Linked DNA regions of Homo sapiens: regions 1, 3, 4 and 5 are each linked to region 2. Evidence: chromatin contacts called from ENCODE Hi-C or POLR2A ChIA-PET data. All regions are on one chromosome and are shown on one strand. Each heading gives the region's core, a stretch centred on a gene start or an enhancer-like site at or near the end of the contact. The rest is flanking DNA. Distances are from core to core; before and after follow the strand shown. Region 1 holds the start of SNX9 (sorting nexin 9). Region 2 holds the start of TAGAP (T cell activation RhoGTPase activating protein). Region 3 has its middle 62 kb from the start of SNX9. Region 4 has its middle 110 kb from the start of SLC22A3. Region 5 overlaps ZDHHC14 (zDHHC palmitoyltransferase 14).

Region 1 (2,700 bases), core at 124-2,623, 1.2 Mb after region 2:
GACCGAAGTCAAGCAATGCTGATCTTTCAAAGAGATTTCACATTTCTTACCATTTTCTACCTTAACACTCCACAAAAAAAGCAAACACCTATCGAAAAATAAAAAATAACGTTTCTAGCAACCCAAAAGTAGCTCAGAGATCTCAAAAACAAATAGACAAAGGGGTGCTGATGCTAACAAAGTGACATTACAAAAACTAAGTGCAAAAGTAAACCCACTCCTCACAGTGTATCACAGATCAGTTAATGGCTCAGGTATAGAGCCTCCTCCCCCAGGTCCTCCCTTCCGTGACCGTGACTTCCCCAGTGGCTATTCTACATCAAGTAACTACTGAAAACGCCCAAGGAAAAGGAGCGGGGGAGGGTGGCTTTTGAAAATTCAGGTAGCCAAGAGTGACTGCTAATTTCATAAACAATAACGTAAAACAAGCAAACCACCGCTCCTAGCCAATGACGAAGCAGGAGTCAAAGTTCCACCACGTAATTCGGGCCTGGGCCTTTTTTCAGGCAAACACGTAATCGAAAGCACAGTCATTTCCCTCTTGATATTTTATTCATGCCGGCAATGCCATTCACAATGAAAAGGTAGCAAAACAAAAGAAAAAAATAACAGCAGCGAAGGCAAAGGGGCGCGGGGCGTCCCAGCCTCGGTCCCTCCCCGGCCGCGAGCCCCCGCAGGCCGGGACGGGAAGCGCCGCGTCCTCTCCGCCGAGGTCTCGACCCCCACCCGCCCCGCGGGGGCGAGGGTCCCCCAGGCGGCAGCGGGAGGGGACGTGGGGGCGGCGGGGACGCCGGACGCCACAGAGCGCCAGTCGCCTCGGGGGCCTCCCCGGGCTGCGGGAAGTTTCCGTCCCGCGGCCCCTCCCGGCGAGCCCGCCGCAGCCCACGCTCAGGTGCAAACTTCCCAAACCTCGCTGCGCCCGGGGTCCCAACCCGCGCCCAGACCCGACGCCGTCCCCCGGTGCGATCCTGGTGGTCTGTCTGCACTGCCCGCCGCACCCATGCCCAGAAGGGACTGGCTGGGCCGCGGACCCGCCCGGGGACTCCACCGAGGAAGCGGAGTGGCCCCTCGACCACCCCTGGCCCCGACCCTCCCCGCGGCCCCGGCCCCGACCCTCTCCGCGCCGCCCCGGGCCTGAGCGACCGGCCCGGCCTGCGCCGCGCGCCCCTCACCTTGGTGGCCATGGCGGGCGGGTCCCCCGGCCCGGGACGGCCGGCTCGTCTCCCGCGCCGCGGATGGTGATTCTGAGCCGCGCAGGCAAAGGCAAGGGCGAGGGCGGCGGCTCCGGCTGGGCCCCGGCGCGGCGGCCGCTCCTCCGCCTCGGCCCCGAGTCTCGACGCTCAGGCCCAGCCGCTGGGCGCTCGGCTACTCCCGCGCCGCACGCTCCTGCAGTTCCTGAAAGTCCCCGGCTGCGCGGCCCCCGCCCCTGTCGGCCGAGCCTCCCATTTACCGCGGCGCGCGCGACGCCCGCCGGAAGCGCGCCCTGGGCCCTCGGCCGCGGCCCGGCCTCCTCGCCTCCTGGCCGCCCCCGCGCCGCGCCGCCGCCCCGGGCAGTCACCGCCGCCGCCGCCGCCGCCGCCCCCGGGCGCCCTTGGTCGAGGCTGGGAGCGGCGTCCCGCGCAGCGGCGGGGTCCGGACGGGCGCCCCAGGCCATGGCCCGCAACCCTGCGTGGCCGCCCCAGGGGAAGCGATCCGCGGCCCACAGAGCCGCTCGGGGTAGCCGAACCCCGACTCCGGTTCACGCTCGGCCGGCGCCGCACGCCGTGGCTCGGCGCTTTCCGTGCATGAGGCGGGAGGGGGCGGCAGGAACTCTCGACGCCCCGGGCAGACAGGAGCCCCGCAACCCCGCTGTCTTTGCCCCACGCCTGGGGTGTTGCGGGGTCGCCGTGCCCTTGGCCGAGTACCCTGAGTACCACATAAACAGCTGGGAAGGAGCGGAGCGATGGCTTCCTGGGCCTCTTCCTCCTGCCCGGAGGCTCCCTCAGGCCGGGGTCCTGGCTTGAAGCCCCTGGGACGGGACGGTGGGGGGTTTCGTTCTGTGACGCCCCGTTAACCTCATTCTGGAATCTTGATAAGCTTAAAAATACCGGAGGGCCCGAGAGGTTTGGGGGACAACAGGCTCTCTGAAGTGGAAACGAGGTCTCTAAAATTTTCCATCTTTCTGTCAGTGTTTCTTTCCAGAGTTGGAGATATATATATGGGTGTTATGAATAAACGAATGACTTGAATTGAGCAGCAAGATTTTTCACTCAAGGACAAAACACGACTGGAAGATGTGTCTTAATTGGCATACTAGTGGAGTGCTTTTTTATTATTATGAGGGATATATTTGTAAGAAGAGACAACTATCAAATGTAAATCTCTGGTGTTTAATGTCAAGTTTGTGTCTTCTTAAATACATTCTATTTGACCTGAGATTTCACTAGTTATATTCAATAATGGGGTTTAAAATAGATACGGTATTGCAGAATTTTCTGTGAATTTTTGTGTTTGTTGAGCTCATGGTTAAGCTATAGTCATCATAATATGCATAAATAGTTGTCTTTCTCCGTAAAAAAAAATATTGGGAGGCCAACATTCATTGACGGCCTGCTTGCTGTATACTAGGCTTCCACATCCCCATCTCATTTAATCCTTATAAGAAACATTTGAGAAACTCATTATTGTCCACTGTTTACAAAGAAGAGCGACTCAGGGATC
Region 2 (2,700 bases), core at 47-2,546:
TCGGTTTCCCAAAGTCTGCCCCATAATCACCTCCTTTCAGTAAAATGACAAAAGAACTGACAATGCGGAAAAGTCTTAAAATTAAAGATGCTGATGATAAATGAAGCCAAGTTATTTTAAAACTTTTTATTGAAAAATTACATAAATAGGGAAGTGTGCACATAAGCCTAGCACCACCCAGATCAAGAATGGACCATCACCAAGCCCCCCGCTGGCCCCTGGAAGTCATTACCATCCCCTCTGGGAAACTGCTACTCTTGCTTCCAACAGCACAGACGACTTTTGCTAATTTTGTGCTTTGCATTAATGGGAGCCGGCAGGATATACACTTTCACGTCTGGCTTCTTTTGCTCAGCGTCATATTATGAGATCCAACCATATTGTTGGCTATAGTCATAGGCTGTTCATTATCAGTGCTATACAACATTCATTCCCTATGTGAATGGATCACAATTTATGCATCCATTCTCGTGTCGAGGCATTTGAGTGGTTTCATATATAGCCCTTGATCTACAGAAAAGATCAGAAATTCTCTTATGCAGAAGAGTGATCCACAAATGAAATTCACCATCTCTTTCCTACTTTAAGTTGGTCTGATCAAAGGAATTTTTTTGTTTGTTTTCCTTCCGTGTCAGAACGACAGCTGCTCTGACTGTAAATTAAGTATCAATACTTTTGACCAGGAGTTACAGAAAGGAGGAGGGGGTTACTATATTGACAACTGACTCGAGGGAGTTTTCTTTCTACTTCCAAAGGAAACTAACCTGGCTTTGGACGGTGATTGTTCCTCAAGGAAGGGACTGTCTTGGGTTTCTTTCTGGTTCTGTAACAGTGTCCCACATCCAGGGGTGCTAATCAACGTGTGGTGCTGGTGGACAGAGCAGATGGCACGTGGGAGGGGAAAGAGCACCCAAACAGGATGCAAAAAGAGGCACTTGAAATTACCACTTTAGAAAATAAAGTGATGTTTATGCACAGAATAACACAATTTCTTGTTCACACATCCCACCTATGACATTAATCAGAGCCTTCACCTATGGGCTGAATGTCATGTTTTCCACTCCTAGTAGTTTACAGATTTTTTACTTTGAAGTGGAAGACACAAAAAAAAAAAAAAAAAAAAAAAAAAAAAAAGACATAGCTGCCCTAAAAGGAATGAGGAAGCGAGAGCTCTCCAGTGTCTGGCTGGCTCCGTCCGTGTGACAGCCCATGATGTTCTTTCCGGTCTCTGTAATATTCTGAATTTCCACCTGCCCGCCCCTTCGCTTATAATGCAGAGCATGTGAAGGGAGACCGGCTCGGTCTCTCTCTCTCCCAGTGGACTAGAAGGAGCAGAGAGTTATGCTGTTTCTCCCATTCTTTACAGCTCACCGGATGTAAAAGAACTCTGGCTAGAGACCCTCCAAGGGTAAGTACACTATATATTAACATGCCTAGAAATTACAAGCTGCCTCGCAAGTCACAGGTCACTCAGATCACAGGCAACAGAAAACAGCTATCCCGTGGAATATGCTCTCACTTTATAAAGTCTCAGGACAAAGCTTTGCTTCAACGTGAAGGCTGCACCTTTTTGGTGTAGGAGTTCTGTAAATGTTATCTTTGTTTCATGTTTACTATTTTAGCATCCTAGGGATATGTTTTTTTTTTTTTCCTTTTTGGATTAGATGAGAAAATCCATGCAAAGCACCTACTACGACAGCTGGCATATAGTCAGCACTCCACCAAAAAAGTTAATGTTCATGTTAATTTAAAATGTTAACGTAATTGATATCCAGATTATCTCTTGATGGAACGGAATAAATTGGTAACAACGTTTAGAGTGGTAAAGATAGTTGACTTAAATAATTTAGAAATAATTGTGTTCAGATGCTGCTCTTAACAACATACAACATCTGGTAACAGAACTGATTTTAAATGAAAACTTGTCTATGTAATAGTTTTTTCCAAAGTAAAGGCAAGTGAAAAAATAGCAAAAGAGAAAAATAAATAAATAGTTTCAAACTCTGTGCTTTGGCAAAGTGGCGCTGAAAGTGGCCTACTGTGTGAGTCCCTCCTAACTCCTTTCCATGTGATTCGTTGTAGACAGAGGCACAGCCACACGGGAGTGAAATCCACCCCTGGACAGTCAGCCGCAATACTGATGAAGCTGAGAAGCAGCCACAATGCTGTGAGTGCCCCTCTCACATTCATTCATTCACGTTTCCTACAGGCAAGGGCCAAAAGATATTTACCTAATTTTATTTTTTCTCTTTTAGTCAAAAACACTAAACGCCAATAATATGGAGACACTAATCGAATGTCAATCAGAGGTAAGAAAGCAATTTTTAAGACTTTTTATCTGTACTGTGAGAAGGTGGAAAACTTTGTTTTAATTGAATATTATTTGGGTTGAATAGTAATTATAAGAGTAGTAAACTAACATCACACATGTAGTAAATTAAGCACATTAATTAGGATCTTATATGATGACAATCAAGACCTTAATATTGCTTCTAGAAGCTAGAAAAAACATCAATGCACTCTACTGACTTCATTTTTAATATGAATAAAATGCTGTATGTGTGTTTTGTGGGGAAAGACTCGATAGGTTTCTTCAGTCACTATATTTAACTGAAATAAAAATGTTTTTAGGGTGATATCAAGGAACATCCCCTGTTGGCATCATGTGAGAGTGAAGACAGTATTTGCCAGCTCATTGGT
Region 3 (2,700 bases), core at 54-2,553, 1.3 Mb after region 2:
TTCTGGCTACAATCAGATCTGCCAGTTGGCAGGTGATGGTGGGGGCACTGCCCCCAGAGCGGCTTCTAGACCTACTCTGCCCCTCCCGGCCCCACAGGGCACCCTGAGCTTGTACTCTGCCCCTCCCGGCCCCACAGGGCACCCTGAGCTTGTGAGAGGCACGGCCCCACCTGTGACCTCTCCCATCTTCTGGCCGTGCTCCCTGCGGTGCGCCCCACTCCAGAGAGCTCCAGCCCGGCTCCCTTCCTGCTGCGACGTTCATCCAGTTTCTCAAGTTCCAATTTTCATTCTGATGCCCTCGAACTTTTCTCAGCACAACATATCTGCAGTGAAAATGGAAATTCCAGACCTAAATCTATATTGAACCTCCCCAGATGTGCTGGCCCTGGGCTCTCCTTCCCCCTTCTTGAATCCTGAGGAACTGAAGCTGTCTTAAGAGCTCACGTGTGCGTCATCCCTTCCTGCACCTGCTTCCACGGGCCCTTGGCGGTAGCCTGGGAACAGCTGGTCAGGTACTATTAGCCCCATTCTACCAATGGAGAAACCGAGGCTCAGAACAGCTCAGTGGGATGCGGCTTCTGAGGTCACACGGTTCACGTGCACCAGAACTTGCTTCTAGGCCGCCTTTCCATATCCTGTGCTTTTTCAAAAGCCCCCTTTTAATGCTTACAACCCCTTTTTGCTGTGCAGGGTACAATGCTAGACTAGCAGGAGAGTGGTGACTCATAACCAACTTCTGACTTATTTGACCGCACACACAAAACAAGGCTCTCTACCCATTTTTCCAAAACACAAATTGCGTCTTTAAGAATGCTCTTGAACTCCAAGTGCAACTGACAGACAGCACATCATAGACCGCTTGATACATGTTGTTGTCTGAATGGAAAAACAAGACATGCCTCCAATTCCCCCAAAATAAGTGATTCTATGAAACTAATGCCACAAAAAGGAACTAAAGAAGAATGTGTCAGCTGTTCTAATACAATCAACTGATTACCTAGAACACAGGCAAAAATGCATGTCTGGGGTGTAACCAGTGGTGTGGGGGTGGGTCTGCCATTGTTTACAATCGCCACACATGGCGATAATAGAAAGCAGACCACTGCAGTGTTTTTCTTCCTATTTTTAAATTCTCTGCAGACAATGCACCCTGACTCCCACAGCTCTCTCCTTCTCCTTGGTACACCACCAAGTGTAACTAGTGATTCATACGAGGGTGATTCATGTTATCCATCAGATTTTTTCAAAATTATTTTTATTAGTCTTCTTGTTGTTGTTGTAAAATAAATCTCTTTTCCCCCGGCTGTGTTGCCAGACACTGCCTTCCCCAGCCTGCCCTCTCGCTCCCTACCTGCTTGCATCAGCCAGGCCTGGGGCAATGGGAAGGACCTGCAAAGGTGTTGAAGACCCTTCTCCATGAGGGAGTAGGAAGGGAGTCAGTCTGTGCAACTCCCTGTCCCCACCCAGGCCAGTGTAGGTGACCAGGCCACCAGCTGGCGTCTGCCCTGATCCTAGATTTCTTCTGGGCCTCAAATCCAGCCCTGAATGTCAGGTCAGGCAACCGGAAACTACTTCCTCCCAGTCCCCATATCCTCTGTACCCTCACTGGCTGGTCCTGCACCTGCACCTGGACAGAGAGCTATCTGAAGCTGTGACACTGGCATCTCCTGAGGCTAAGAACTGTCCTTGTCTAAACGCTTGGCTGTCACCCCAGCTCTGCTATACCAGCCTCACCAGACTGATTGAGATAGAGGCCACTCTGGCTCAGACTTGAGCTCCCTACTTTGCGATTTGAACCTTTGGACACTCTCTGGGGGAGAAATGTGGATGGTGACACCCTGTGGCCTGGTTTTAATGGTGTGCTAGTAAATGTGCACAACAGGCTCTCTGGAAGAAGAGTCCTGAAATGTACATTTGCCAATTTCTGTGGTGTAAATACTGCCCCCATGGCCAATTTCCAGCTGTCAGTAAGAAGTCACTGAACGCAGAGGTGGAAAGAGATGTGCAGCAGAACAGGGTTATATAATGCTTCCTCCACTCAGACACGCAGATGTAAATAACCTTGATGGCCCGGGCGTGGTGGCTCACGCCTGTAATCCCAGCATTTTGGGAGGCCAAGGTGGGCAGATCACGAGGTCAGGAGATTGAGACCATCCTGGCCAACATGGTGAAACCCCATCTCTACTGAAAAAAAGATAAAAAAAATTAGCCAGTGTGGTGGTGCACGCCTGTAGTCCCAGCTACTCGGGAGGCTGAGGCAGGGGAATTGCTTGAACCTGGGAGGTGGAAGTTGCAGTGAGCCAAGTTCACACCACTGTACTCCAGCTGGGAAACACAGCAAGACTCCATCTAAAAAAGAAAACAAAAAACAAACAAACAAACAAAAAAAACAAACTTTGATGGCATAGGTAATAGTAAAGTGTAGATCACTAGGAAGTGATGAGCTTTAAGTGTTTATTACTTTTGTTTTTAGTATAATCTATTCAATTTGTAAGTTTATATCATTAAACTTTTATTTATTTTTCTTATTTATTTCTATATTTATTTGGAGACAGGGTCTCCCTCTGTTGCCCAGGCTAGAGTGCAGTGGCATGATCATGGCTCACTTCAGCCTCAACCACCTGGACTCAAAGCTCACACCTCAGCCTCTTGAGTAGCTGGGACTACAGGCGCCCGCCACCATGCCCAGCTAATTTTTGT
Region 4 (2,700 bases), core at 84-2,583, 1.4 Mb before region 2:
TAAATAAAATAAATGTAAAATTCCCAAAGAGCACACTTAGAGGTGATCTAATCAGCCCCAGGGTGGTCCCACTGAGCACTTCAGTGTCTAGCATGGGATGCATGAAAAAGAAATTTACAGTCATTCGGATAAAAAACCTTTCTCTTCTGCAGCTGAGAAGTATGAAAAATATACGAACAGCAGGGCACAGCTAAGCATGTGGTGCACATTGTAAACCTACAGATGGCCATCCTAGGAATTCAGTGAAGGGTAGTGCAGCTCTTTAGCCCCAAATGGCCTTTCTCCTAAGATTATTCCTCACGATTCACATTAGCATCATTGCTTAGAGACTGTTTGTTGGGTTCCCTCTTCATTGCTCCAAGACTCTTGTTGGGAGTATGAGGCTTGGATCAGGGTAAGTGGAGTTGACATTAGATCTTAAACAACTGGGATAACAAATCCATGGGTATTTCTGAAAAAACAAAAAGCCACTTGGACTTGTCCCCTATTTTACTTTCTGCTGACCAATCAACTTGTCTGTCCTAGTTACAGAAAGCTGTCCTGGACTTTTCATTTGTATAATTTGGTTGCTTGTGGTTGGGTCTGCCATGTGGAAGAACCTTGAGCTGGGGGAAGCAGCTTGGCCTCCAAGTCCACTGAAGACCACCATTCCAAGATTTCCTGGGGAGGCGGTACAGGGCAGTGATGAAGATTATGGGAGCCACACTGCCCAGCTTCGCATTTGGGACACTCCTGGGGAGAGCAAGAGGGAAGAATGAGAGGTTAGGGTGATAGTAAAGATTCTACTTGGCCAATATTATTGTATTGTGGCATTGTGGTCTCTGGATTTAGTGTGAGTTGATAGCTGACCTTTTCCTTGAGTGGGTGTTTTTGTTTGTTCTGCAGAAGCATCTTGGTGGCTCCTCTACCTGAAAGTCCCTCGATGGGGTCAGTTCCAGTTCTCCACTTCTGGCCCCGTCTGGTACATGCCACTGCCTCTCACTGCCTGGGCTCTCTATCCTTGACAGGCTGCCTTGAAGTTGAGCCCACACTGACTTTCTTGCCTCAGACCCCACTACTGTGCCTGGGACTCATGCACCTTTGACTCCTATGGTAGGAAAGTGCAGTAGCTTCCCAGGTGCATTTCTGCTGTCCTCACCCACATAAAGGTTGTATGAGAATCGAGTTCTTAAAGATTGGAGAAAGAAGGAAGAATGGGAGCAAGATTTTTCCCAATGGACTGTGAGGTCCCCCACCTAACCTTGATGTAAGACAAGTGAGGTTAACCCCAAGCCTTGTGAGAAGGGTTCCCATAAGACACTTGGAAATCCTCAGAACTGTTTCCTACAGAAGGATGTGGTTGGTGGGTTTGGTTTCCTGCAGAAGGATGTGGTTTATTCAGGTTTGACTCATGCTTGAGAAATCTAGAGACTCTGGTGGAGAATGATTTTAATAGCTAGTTCATTTCCACTAAGACATTCAGTATAAATAATAAGTAAAAATAAATAGAAACATTCAGTTTTATTTTAAATAGTAGGAGCAGGTACCATAATTTCTGTAGTTACTCTTTTAGTACAATGATGCATGTATACTGTGTGTAAGGCATATTAGCAGAAATTGAGTTCAGCACTAGGGAAGATGATTTCATTCCATGCAATGTTTCTTTAAAAAAAAAAAAGACTTATATAGATAGATTCTCAGAACAGCCCATGGCAAATGGACAGTTATTTGGAAAACTCAGGTTCCAAATTCACTGGAGTGTAGAATCTCTGGTTGGTTGGGGAGGAAATTCCTCTTGCAGTTGTTATTAATAATTATGTGAATATTATTAACTATATTAATGTTTATAATTTTGAAGACCTTGAAGGACTGGAGACAGAGAAGCATTTTTGAACACCCTCTGTAGCCTATGCACTGTTGTAGGCATTGATGGGTGGTACCAAAGATGGGACACTGTTCCTACCTCCAGAGATCTTGCAGGCTGGCTGCAGAGAGAAGGCAGAGAGGAGGTAAAAGAAAAATAAAGGCACATGTGTGTAAGTCACCCCAATGACAGTCAGTTAGTCATGGGAGGCTCCCCAGAGGAGCTGTCCTGAAGCTGGCTGAGAGAAGGCAACATTTCAACTTAGGACAGTAATCCTTGCTACATACAATCACACACACACATACACACACACACACACGTGCACACACAGACTCACATGCAAAAGAAACCTTCATGCCTTTCTGTAAACTTTATGTGGGTTAGATGGGGATGGTGATGAGGATGATGATGGGAAGGATGACATCATGTTCTAAACATTGTTCGGAATAACAATGACGAATAACTATTTGTGCCAATCAAGGTCTTCTCAGAAAAGATCTCATTCTAATGCTGAACTATACCAATTTCTTTGATCACTTCTCCAACAAAATAATTAGAAAGCGCTTATATTTCCTTGAAAGGAGAGCATCCTGTGTTGTTTACTACCACTTTTGAAACCTAGAAAAAAAATCTAAAAGTTGTTTATAATTTTACTGTTTAATTTCACCTTTGAAATATCAAAAACTCAGTGCTTGGAATTTGTCCTAAATTAATTGACAAAATTGCCAACTTGGACTCAAATGCGACTTCTTTCCCACCTTGTGCCACAGCATCCTCTTCATTTGATTGTGGGAAGCCTCAAGTGGAGCCAAAGAAATGTCCCAGAAGCATTGTAGGGGGTTGTGTGGCCCACCCAC
Region 5 (2,700 bases), core at 140-2,639, 1.6 Mb after region 2:
CTGTGAGGGTCACAGTTAAACAATTAAACAGCATTAACCACCACTGTACTGTTCGACACAACATCCAGCCCCCTTAATGGGTAACTTCAGCTGAGTCTGCAGAGACAGCCATGAAAAAAGGCAGTGAAGGGCAGGAAGAGGCCCCCGCCAGGCCCTCCAGGGCTGGGGGGCACTGGGCTGGGCACTTCAAACAGAGAACCCTGGATTCTTTTCCCACTTTGTGAGGAGCCGATTTAAGGAGCAGACAGCTAAGGGAAGATTTATAAACACAATAATTTTTGTTTCTAAGAGTTATAATGCAAAGCAGGGATAGGCATTCTCCTCCAAAGAGGTTCTCAAAGAGATCCTCTGAAGCCAGAGAATACCACATTTCTTTGCCTAACCCAAAAGTCCTCGGAATCTTCATTTGTCAGCAGAAGCTCTGAAAACAAGGCACTGCACTACTTTTTTTGCCTAATGTGGTGGAAGACAGCCCCATGACAACAAAGAGAAAGAAAAATCGCTTTTCTTATAAGTCAGAACATAATGCAGGCTTATGGCTCGAGGTAACTTTGCTGTTGAAATCCTTGAAGGATCCACAAGGCACTCATCGCTCCAGTTAGTGTTCATCTTGTGGAAACCTACAGTGAATCTCACTAGAAAATATACTGGAAAAGAATAGAAAGGGTGAACAGGCATGTCCGTCAACTCTGAAACCCCAGAGCTAAGGAGACCACTTTGAACTGAAGGAGGCAGATTCAGGGTAAGTAAGAAAAAGAGCTAACTTTACACGATGGTGGAAAATTCATGACAACACAGAGGACACTGAAGAGGCTGAAACTATAAATAAGCTCAGAAACTATGTGAACTCACAGATCTATAGTGAGTTGTATTAAGGGAAATGAGGTTGTCTGATGCCCCCTGCAGAGCCCCCTCTGGTGCCACCGTCGCATGATAGACCAGGATCTGACCCAACAGGGGTTTAAAAAATTTTTTTACAAAGCATGAAGATGATCCTAAATTTGTGGCAGACCTTTAGTGTATGAGGATCTCAAGACCCAGAACCGCTGTGCCTCTAGTGGGGGCACGGTGCTCCGAGGCCAGTTTCCATGACTAATAAATCCTTCATTCTGCAAGCCGTGACTGTGGCAGTGCACCCAGCGGCTGGATGGGAAGTGCAGGAACTGGCGTCCCCCACAGGGTGGAGAGGGTATCACCACATTGCCACCTGCCCACCCTCTGCTGCCCAGCTCTGTTCTCCAACAGGCATCCTCTGCTTTTTATTTCCTATCTAGAAGGAGAATATGTCTGTCTATCAGGGTGGGGCGGAGGCTGCTAACTTCAAGACCCTAACCCAAGGTGTAGCTGCTGTTACAGAGATAACTAGGAACTCAGGGGCAGGACTAGGGAGGCTGCATTTCACTAATCCAAATGCCTTTGCCTCTGGGAATGACATGAGTGATGGGGCTGGGCCGTAACGGACTGTACACGTACAATGCGTTCAGGAAAGCAAAGTTCCAAAACCCACAGCAATCTGCCCTGCTTCCTTTGTCTTGCTCCAGCTGTATCCTGATGTCCTTTTAAAGCTATTTTTAGTAACAATATTTATTCAACCAAGAGGAACAAAAATTTACATCAAATGCATTCACAGAGGGGCACGAGACTTTGCCCACAGATGGCCTTTCAAAGGCATCTTTCCCCATGCCGACCCCTTCTCACCTTGTATCAGTGGTGGTTAGAAGCGTGAACTCCTGCCACAGTTTAGTCAAACTCAATGAGATACTGTTTACGGTGGTGGCCACCTGGGAATTTCCCAGGCCCCTGGAGGACGTGTGTTTTTCAGGTTCTAAAAACAAAAGTCCACAGCAATGACATCAGAGGCCCCGCTATGAATTGCATGTGCATTTTAACCAGGCCTTACTTTGCTGCTTGCTATGCCAATTGCTGTGGCTGCCAGTCAGGAAAAGGAAGCCTTCTCGAGCACATGCATGCTTTATGCATTGTCCTATACAGGAAAAAATAGATAAAGGGATGATCTGGGTGTCTCCTGTTGCCAACCCGTGCTAGCAGGGAGAAACACAACTGGGCCTAGGACCGTGTAAGAAGGCCCACATCGGCCTGCACCCCTGCATCTTCAGGGAAACCCTCCTCGCCTGCTGTCTCTAACCCATCCCCAGCCATAAGCAAACGGGGGATGTTTCCACACGGGGCCCAGTGTTAGTCACATTATTTCTGCCTCCATATAACTTAAGGGTACAACTAAGAACTGCAACTCTTGATTAAAATGACACACATTCCAGACTTCTGAGAAGCTTTCCTACAGAAGAATTCCTGCATGGCATATGGGAAATTGGATTTGAGGTCATCTAAATGATTCCTTTCCTACATGGAGAGTCTATTGTTTTATTACTCAGGCAGCGAGCTTCTTCAGAACTCCTTGTCATAGGAATTCAAGAATACCTATGTGGGTATCAACAGCACTCTTTGGAGAAGCAGACACAGAAAGATATGCACAACATAGGAATGACTCTTTTTTTTTTTTTTTTTTTTTTTTTTTTTTCCAGAGAGAGAGTGAGTCTGGCTCTGTTGCCCAGGCTGGAGTGCAGTGGTGTGATCATAGCTCACTGCAGTCTCAACTTCATGGGCTCAAGCAATCCTCCCACCTCAGCCTCCCAAGTAGCTGGGAGTACAGGTGCACACCGCCATGCTTGGCTAATTTTT

The links. A loop is a pair of places that touch in the nucleus more often than their neighbours do. ChIA-PET counts read pairs that join two places held with the same protein, here RNA polymerase II (POLR2A). Pooled maps may share reads with other maps.
Region 1: a map of naive thymus-derived CD4-positive, alpha-beta T cell shows a loop between it and region 2 (9-fold over the local background). The contact joins the promoter of SNX9 here to the promoter of TAGAP in region 2. A Hi-C loop is called at or near these places in 1 of 168 maps with a recorded cell type or tissue (naive thymus-derived CD4-positive, alpha-beta T cell) and 5 of 50 pooled maps. POLR2A ChIA-PET finds 5 or more read pairs at or near these places in 1 of 52 experiments (BJ).
Region 3: a loop to region 2 is called in a pooled map, with 12 times the contacts of the local background. The contact joins the enhancer-like site here to the promoter of TAGAP in region 2. A Hi-C loop is called at or near these places in 1 of 168 maps with a recorded cell type or tissue (natural killer cell), 4 of 37 single-sample maps with no recorded cell type and 9 of 50 pooled maps.
Region 4: a map of natural killer cell shows a loop between it and region 2 (10-fold over the local background). The contact joins the enhancer-like site here to the promoter of TAGAP in region 2. A Hi-C loop is called at or near these places in 1 of 168 maps with a recorded cell type or tissue (natural killer cell), 1 of 37 single-sample maps with no recorded cell type and 8 of 50 pooled maps.
Region 5: a loop to region 2 is called in a map with no recorded cell type, with 7 times the contacts of the local background. The contact joins the enhancer-like site here to the promoter of TAGAP in region 2. A Hi-C loop is called at or near these places in 2 of 37 single-sample maps with no recorded cell type and 2 of 50 pooled maps. POLR2A ChIA-PET finds 5 or more read pairs at or near these places in 1 of 52 experiments (activated B cell).

What each region holds. Positions count from the first base shown.
Region 1 is chr6:157,821,919-157,824,618 of GRCh38, reverse strand. It overlaps SNX9 (sorting nexin 9), which reads right to left and starts at 1,373. Exons shown (of 18, transcript NM_016224.5): 1 at 1,173-1,373. The coding sequence starts at 1,184. RefSeq lists an enhancer at 545-594 and a silencer at 1,245-1,564.
Region 2 is chr6:159,043,587-159,046,286 of GRCh38, reverse strand. It overlaps TAGAP (T cell activation RhoGTPase activating protein), which reads left to right and starts at 1,296. Exons shown (of 10, transcript NM_054114.5): 1 at 1,296-1,408; 2 at 2,083-2,167; 3 at 2,256-2,309; 4 at 2,632-2,698. The coding sequence starts at 2,141.
Region 3 is chr6:157,759,539-157,762,238 of GRCh38, reverse strand. No RefSeq gene overlaps it. Among named protein-coding and RNA genes, the nearest start is that of SNX9, 62 kb to the left of the region's middle. Within about 2 kb of position 1,303, at least 10 of the 41 ENCODE cell types and tissues checked have a DNase peak (open chromatin) inside an H3K27ac peak, as active enhancers do.
Region 4 is chr6:160,461,289-160,463,988 of GRCh38, reverse strand. No RefSeq gene overlaps it. Among named protein-coding and RNA genes, the nearest start is that of SLC22A3, 110 kb to the right of the region's middle. RefSeq lists an enhancer at 1,002-1,051. Within about 2 kb of position 1,333, at least 3 of the 41 ENCODE cell types and tissues checked have a DNase peak (open chromatin) inside an H3K27ac peak, as active enhancers do.
Region 5 is chr6:157,460,245-157,462,944 of GRCh38, reverse strand. All of the region lies in intron 1 of ZDHHC14 (zDHHC palmitoyltransferase 14), which reads right to left. Among named protein-coding and RNA genes, the nearest start is that of MIR3692, 68 kb to the left of the region's middle. RefSeq lists an enhancer at 1,234-1,293. Within about 2 kb of position 1,389, at least 9 of the 41 ENCODE cell types and tissues checked have a DNase peak (open chromatin) inside an H3K27ac peak, as active enhancers do.